Linked DNA regions of Homo sapiens: region 1 is linked to region 2. A link is a contact called in ENCODE Hi-C or POLR2A ChIA-PET data. All regions are on one chromosome and are shown on one strand. The core of a region is the stretch at or near the end of the contact, and the rest is flanking DNA. Distances in the headings are between cores, read along the strand shown.

Region 1 (3,349 bases), core at 739-3,238, 160 kb after region 2:
CAGATGATAGAGAACGATAAGGACTGGGGTCATCTAGAGGGTGTATGCCTCATGTAAAGGCAACGAAATTGAAAAAAAATTTAAACCACTGTGTGGGAGAAGCAACATTTATCTCCGGGGAAAAAAGCTCAGGCATCAGGCCGGGCACAGTGGCTCATGCCTGTAATCCAAGCACTTTGGGAGGCAGAGGCGGGCAGATCACTTGAGGTCAGCAGTTTGAGACCAGCCTGGACGATATGGGGAAACCTCGTCTCTACTAAAATACAAAAATTAGCCAGGTGTGGTGGCATGTGCCTGTAATCCCAGCTTTCAGGAGGCTGAGGCAGGAAAACTGCTTGAACCTGGTAGGCAGAGGTTGCAGTGAGCTGAGACCACACCACTGCACTCCAGCCTGGGTGAAAGAGTAAGACTCTGTCTCAGAAAAAAAAAAAAAAAAAAAAAAGCCCAGGAATCATAATTTTGGGTAAATTAACAGATAGAGCAATGGGCATATGGGGGCTTTTTTGTTTTAGCATCTGATATAGTTTGGATCTGTGTCCCCTCTAAATCTCATGTCAAATTGTAATCCCCAGTGTTGGAGATGGAGCCTGGTGGGAGGTGACTGGATCATGGGGATGGATTTCTCATGAAAGGTTTAGCACCATCCTCTTGGTGCAATCTTCACAATAGTGACTTCTCGCAAGACCTGGTCATTTGTAAGTGTGTGGCACCTCCTCCCTCTCTCTCTTGCTCCTGCTCAGGCCATGTGACATGCCTGCTCCCCCTTTGCCTTCTGCCATGACTGTACATTTCCTGAAGCCTCCCCAGAAACCAAGCAGACGCCAGCATCATGCTTCCTGTACAGCCTACAGAACCGTGAGCCAATTAAACTTCTTTTCTTATAAATTACCCGGTCTCAGGTATTTATAGCAATGCAAGAATCACCTAATATAGGACAAAAAAAGCCCAGGAATCGTGACTTGGGTAAAGTAAAAATTCAGCAATGGGTGTTTGTCAGCTTTTCTGTTTCAGCATCCAGCAACTTAACAACCATCAACACCGCCCGATAGCACCAAGATAAAGGACAATTCAGGGAGTGCTCTAGGCTAACATCATGTTACGTAGAGAGCTCACTAATGGCCAGGTTAAATTCAGGAACAGGTCAGACAACCAGCAATCCTCCACAGATATCACCATGCCCAACCAAATACTGGAAAGGTGTTGGGTAGCAGTATATTTGTGGTTAAACTCCTGGTCAGTACCTGGATGGTAGCTCTCCTATATAGCTAGTTAAGTATGAAGATATGTGATTTAAGACATAGCAGGGGTAGGGCTGCTGTCTTCATGAAGAAGGATTTGGCAAAGATGGAAACCCAAGGCGTTAGATACCCAGGGGCAAAGCCAACGCTCCTCTGAAAAACAATGATTTTGGGACACTTTAATACCCAGACAACTGGGCCATCTAGTTCCCATGACTGAAATACTTCTAGCCTGGAATTTTGTGAAACCTAATCAAACACACATCTTTTAAAGGGTGTACAATGTCTAGCTTCTCACCATGCAACTTCTTAGTGTGCCCTCAAAGATTAACTAGTTGCAAAACATATGCCACAAATCTAGTGACTTGCTGTATGGTATTATTAACTATAAACCAAGTCAAGGTCGGGAAACATCTACCAAAAAAAAATTAAATATTTGAACTGCAGTCATTTTTTTTTCTGATAATAATTAACCAGCACAGCTGTTTACCATGTGCACTCCCAGATCATGAGACCAAAACACTCTTGCCCTTGTATGAGATGATGTGTTTTCCTAATATCTAGAAAAGACACACCCTTCTCTCCAGACCACTACCCAGACTTACAAAAGCATTTCAGATTTACCTACAGGTGTGAGTCACTTAAAAACACAATAAACTTGTCAGAACCTTTAATAACTTCCACAAAATCAAATCATTGATAAAAGTCAAATCAGTCTCATTTTGAAAAATCTCAAGATGGCAGAAGGCACCACCAGTTCCTTGAGCCTGGTCGTGGTAGTCCTCACAATTTGAGAATCCCACAGCCCATGCCAGGCCTCAGAAACATTTCCTATTCCCTGCTTCGACTGCATAAGGGGAAGAAGAAGAAAAAGCACACCCAGCCGAGGTCTATAGGCGAACAGTTGCGGCCGCACCATGCAGCATGAATCTGAAATGCTGTGAAGGCAGCCCAGGACTGGAAGTTGGATGCTTTCTACCCTGAAACCACCTAGCAACAGTCAAGATGCAGCTTCTTAAAATCAGCCATGAGAATGAATTGGGGGCGGGGGGGCGGGGGGTGCCTATTCCTAGTGATTTTTATTTTCCATAATAAGCAAATTCTGAGAAGGGCTGTGTGGTTGTATTCACATCACAAAGCTCCAAAGGCTATTTTAAGAGCACCCTGTTTCTGCTTAGGAGAGGAAGAGAAACTCAGCCCCTTCAGGCACCTCAGAGCTGTCCCAACTTCCCCTCCTGACTCCTCCTTTCTGAACAGTTTGGAAACAAGGCAGCTTGGCCAAAGAGGGCAGCAGTGCTTGGCACAGGGGAGGGACTGATGCCGGGCAGGCCCCAGGTTTCCTGGGCATCTAAGCAGCCGAAAGGAGAAGGAACCTACTAAGAGTTGGATATGGCACCAAGTCGATGTTACCATTTGAATCTACCCACCTGCCAATGACACACAATAGAGAACATTTTTTTTTTAAGCTCAAAAATGGAAAAAGGGCAGAGTATTTCAATGATTATGGAGATGGGCAAACCAATCAATGAATGATTCTTAAGCCTTCATGTTTGCCCTGTAAGCAAACTGAAGACGTGCAAGTCATCCTTTTGGCCCTGGGAGAGTTAACGTTAACCCACAGGGACAATGAGAAAGGGAGAGGAGACCCAGCAGATGAGAAAGATGGAGTAATTTCTGGAAGACTGAGGGTATATGGAAGAGTGACAGATGAACTCAGGCAGAAGGAGGAAAGCTGACACTCAAAAATTCCGGCAGAGGGGAGAACGGAGCAGAATCAAATGCATTCACCCCACTGAATCCTAAGAAGGCTCAGGAATCAGAGGCATCAGATACGGAGAAAGTGGGGATGACGTGTGGGAATTTAGTTAGACTAGTTGGGGCTCAGGAAACAATACAACAAAGTGGATGCTTCAGAAGTAGCCCCAGAAGCAAAGTCCCTCTCTGACTTTCTCCTGCTCTCCTGTCTCTCACCCCCTCATTTGCCCTCGAGGCAAGCCATAGAAACTAGAATTCCTCTTCCCCAAAGAAGGACATAGAAACCAGAACCCCTCTCCCCGAGAGTCAGCCGTAAAACCTAGAAATACATCTCTAACCTTCCCCTCCATCCCCAC
Region 2 (3,492 bases), core at 344-2,843:
TCAAGTTTAAGCAGACACAGCTGTTACACATTTATTTCTCTGAGTTTTTTTCCATTAGTTATTACAAGCAATCATGATGCTCTAAAAATAGCAGCAAATTATATTCTCTAGAAATTGAAGGCTGACCTTAAAATGAAGCCCAGGTCTTCAGAAAGAATATTCATATGCACATGTTGGATAAATGACAACAATGCACAAAGGCAAAATAAAAGTACAAAGCTTTTTCCACTCTTTGAGAGGTTTTTGATTTGCTTCCAAATTTCCTTTGGTTCTGGTGGAAACAGGTTGCTTCAAAACCTTACCATACAGAACCTGCTTCCAGTGGTCATGATTCCAGTTTGAAGGATTTTCCTTCAAACTTACAATCTTAAGGCAATCAAAGAAGAAATGTTTCATTTAGGCTTTTTCAGCACAGATAAACACAGCAGCAGGTTGCTGAAAACCCACCACATTGCTGCAGACTACTTTCGGTTTCCTGTTTAATATTAAATAAAGAATTTTAGCTCTTCTGTTTTTATAAACTGTGCTATTTGCTACTACTGTCACTACTAAAAGCATTATGACTGGGTGGATAAGTAGTCCTATGATTTTCAAGCCTTCTTTTTTCTTTAATCTTAGTATCTATTTTGAAGACATCGCGAGAGTTAAGAGTCTCAAATCTGTTTAATTGATTTTTTTATTTTTAAAAGGCCCAAATAAGTACTTCCGTTAGCTCTTAGATCTCTGAACATTATGTATTTTTAAACCACTTTGAATACTTTGAAAAGGGCCACAGAAAACACTCATATTCAAATACCACCAGACGGAGGTTCTGCCTAACCAAAAGTAAAAGCAGAAAAGTTTAAAGCTGAATTGTGCCCTGCACACACCTTGAGATTGTAGGGGTGAAATGAATGGTCTTGGGCCGGGGATCTTGCTAAAGGCATGATAAATCATGCGTTGCAGGCAAATTAAGACCCAGGCTCTAACTTGAACCTCAGACTGTGCCAAACTCCATCTCCATTTAAGGAAAATGGTTTTCTCAGTTTCTTGCACATGACCTAAAGGCTTGTCCAGTCATTTCCGTTGTCTGAAATGCAAAGCAATCTTTCTTTTTTAAGTAGAGAAAGAAGAGTCCTGAAATATTTATAGGAAAGTGCTTCACTACCTACTGACAGCAATGTGGTTGGTCTCTACGTGTTTAGCACATTTTTTTTTGTTTGCTTGTTTCTTTGAGACAGAGTCTCTCTCTCTCTCCCAGGCTGGATGGAGTGCAGTGTTGTGATTTCAGCTCACTGCAACTTCTTCAGCTTCACTTGAACCGGGTTCAAGTGATTCTCCTGCCTTAGCCTCCCAAGTAACTGGGATGACAGGCGCCCACCACCACACCCGGCTAATTTTTGTATTTTTGGTAGAGACAGGGTTTCACCATGTTGGCCAGGCCGGTCTTGAACTCCTGACCTCAGGTGATCCACCCGCCTCGGCCTCCCAAAGTGCTGGGATTACAGGCATGGGCCACTGCGCCTGGCCAGCATGTTTTTTATCCATGTTTCTGTAGCTAGTCAAAAGCCATTCTTTTGACCCTCTGTGCAAGAGTTCTTGCAGCTGTTTGTTTTTGTTTTTTTATTTTGTTTCGATATGTTTTATTTTTTTAGAGCAGTTTAAGGTTCACAGCAAACTTGAGTGGGAGGTACAGAGATTTCTCATTATCCACTGCCCCAACACAAGCATAGTGCTGTGGTTGTTGTTTTGAGAAAGAATTTCACTCCTGTTGCCCAGGCTGGAGTGCAATGGCACAATCTTGGCTCACTGCAACCTCCACCTCCTGGGTTCAAGCAATTCTCCTGCCTCAGCCTCCCGAGTAGCTTGGATTACAGGCGCCCGCCACCACGTCCAGCTAATTTTTGTATTTTTAGTACAGACGGGGTTTCACCATGTTGGTCAGGCTGGTCTCAAACTCCTGACCTCAGGTGATCCGCCTGCCTCGGCCTCCCAAAGTGCTGGGATTACAGGCGTGAGCCACCACGCCCGGCTGTGTTGTTGCTTTTTTATAATCAAACAATATGTGATGTAAAAACCCAATTCCAACCAAAGAAATAGGAAAATCATAAAGAACATCGCATTGCAGTCTCTGCTGCTCCACAACTCGCCACTAACTGGATCCCTGTCACCTCTCTGTGGAAGGGTATAAAGGAAATATTGGTTTGAAACTAAGCCAAATGTCCCATCTTTTCCTAGCAATGTGTCTTGCAGGCAGACTCCACCTCTCCATTTATGGGTGGGAGACCTGGAATGTCCAGTGACGGCCCTAACACCACCCTGCTCCTAATTTTCCTAGGAAGGACCAAAGGTGATGTCAATTTTGCCTTGAGGACATTCAAGGCGCTTGAACAACAGGAGTCAAAACAATGAACACCAAGTACCCAATGACTGCGATCCAAAGGATTATAAAACATGCATAACAACAAAAGCTTCCTGCAGGCCAGGCACCGTGCCAAGAGCTTTACCTGCATTATTTATTCCATCTTTCCACCACCCTTACAGGATAGGTGCTGTCATCCTCATTTACAGATGAGGACACCAAGGCTTCAAGAAGCTCACTCATTTGCCAGAAGTGAAATGCAAACTTAAAGATCCCCATGTCCCTCTGGCCTGCACAGCCCCACCGCCTTGACCACTGCTCTCACCTGTCTATTGCTATTCTCCAAGATCTCATTTCCAAGATCACAGAATGTAACTTTCTGCTGGTCATCTCTACCTCTTAGGCTTCTTCTTCACAGTTTTGGGGTTTTTGGGAGGGAGTTTTTGTTTTGTTTTGTGGCATTGGTTTGGTTTGAGTTTTGCATAGCATTCTTCATTTTCTTTTTCTTTATTTAGAGATGGGGCAGAGGGGTCTCACTATATTGCCCAGGTCGGTCTCAAACTCCTGGGCTCAAGCGATTCTCCTGCCTTGACCTCCCAAACTCCTGGGATTACAGGCGTGAGCCAACGAGCACCTGGCCTGCATAGCATTTTTCAAGGGCTACTAATCATAGTCACCCTTTCTACCCTCACCATTACCTACAAATGCTCACATAGAAACAGACACATTTGGCTGGGCACAGTGGCTCACACCTGTAATCCTTTGGGAGGCCGAGGCGGGGTGAGTCACCTGAGGTCAGGAGTTTGAGACCAGCCTGGCCAACATGGCGAAACCCTGTCTCTACTAAAAATACAAAAATTGCTGGGCACGGTGGCTCACACCTGTAATCCCAGCACTTTGGGAGGCCAAGGTGGGCAGATCACAACGTCAGGAGTTCAAGACCAACCTGGCCAATCTGGTGAAACCCCATCTCTACTAAAAATACAAAAATTAGTTGGGCGTGGTGGTGCGGGCTTGTAGTCCCAGCTACTCGGTAGACTGAGGCAGAAGAATCGCTTGAACTCAGGAGGCTGAGGTTGCAGTTAGCCGAGATCGTGCCACTGCACTCCAGCCTGGGCGACTAAGCGAGACTCCATCTCAAACAAACAAAC

Evidence for each region. A loop is a pair of places that touch in the nucleus more often than their neighbours do. ChIA-PET counts read pairs that join two places held with the same protein, here RNA polymerase II (POLR2A). Pooled maps may share reads with other maps.
Region 1: a loop to region 2 is called in a pooled map, with 7 times the contacts of the local background. The contact joins two enhancer-like sites. A Hi-C loop is called at or near these places in 2 of 37 single-sample maps with no recorded cell type and 8 of 50 pooled maps. POLR2A ChIA-PET finds 5 or more read pairs at or near these places in 5 of 52 experiments (B cell, CD4-positive, alpha-beta memory T cell, activated B cell and 2 more).

What each region holds. Positions count from the first base shown.
Region 1 is chr14:89,587,448-89,590,796 of GRCh38, forward strand. It overlaps a transcript of FOXN3 not described here. Among named protein-coding and RNA genes, the nearest start is that of FOXN3-AS2, 13 kb to the left of the region's middle. Within about 2 kb of position 1,989, at least 6 of the 41 ENCODE cell types and tissues checked have a DNase peak (open chromatin) inside an H3K27ac peak, as active enhancers do; they include B cell, where a contact is called at or near this core.
Region 2 is chr14:89,430,002-89,433,493 of GRCh38, forward strand. It overlaps LOC107984635 (a long non-coding RNA gene), which reads left to right. Exons shown (of 2, transcript XR_001751025.2): 2 at 1-1,071. It also overlaps a transcript of FOXN3 not described here. Among named protein-coding and RNA genes, the nearest start is that of FOXN3-AS1, 14 kb to the left of the region's middle. RefSeq lists an enhancer at 2,112-2,665. Within about 2 kb of position 1,594, at least 2 of the 41 ENCODE cell types and tissues checked have a DNase peak (open chromatin) inside an H3K27ac peak, as active enhancers do; they include B cell, where a contact is called at or near this core.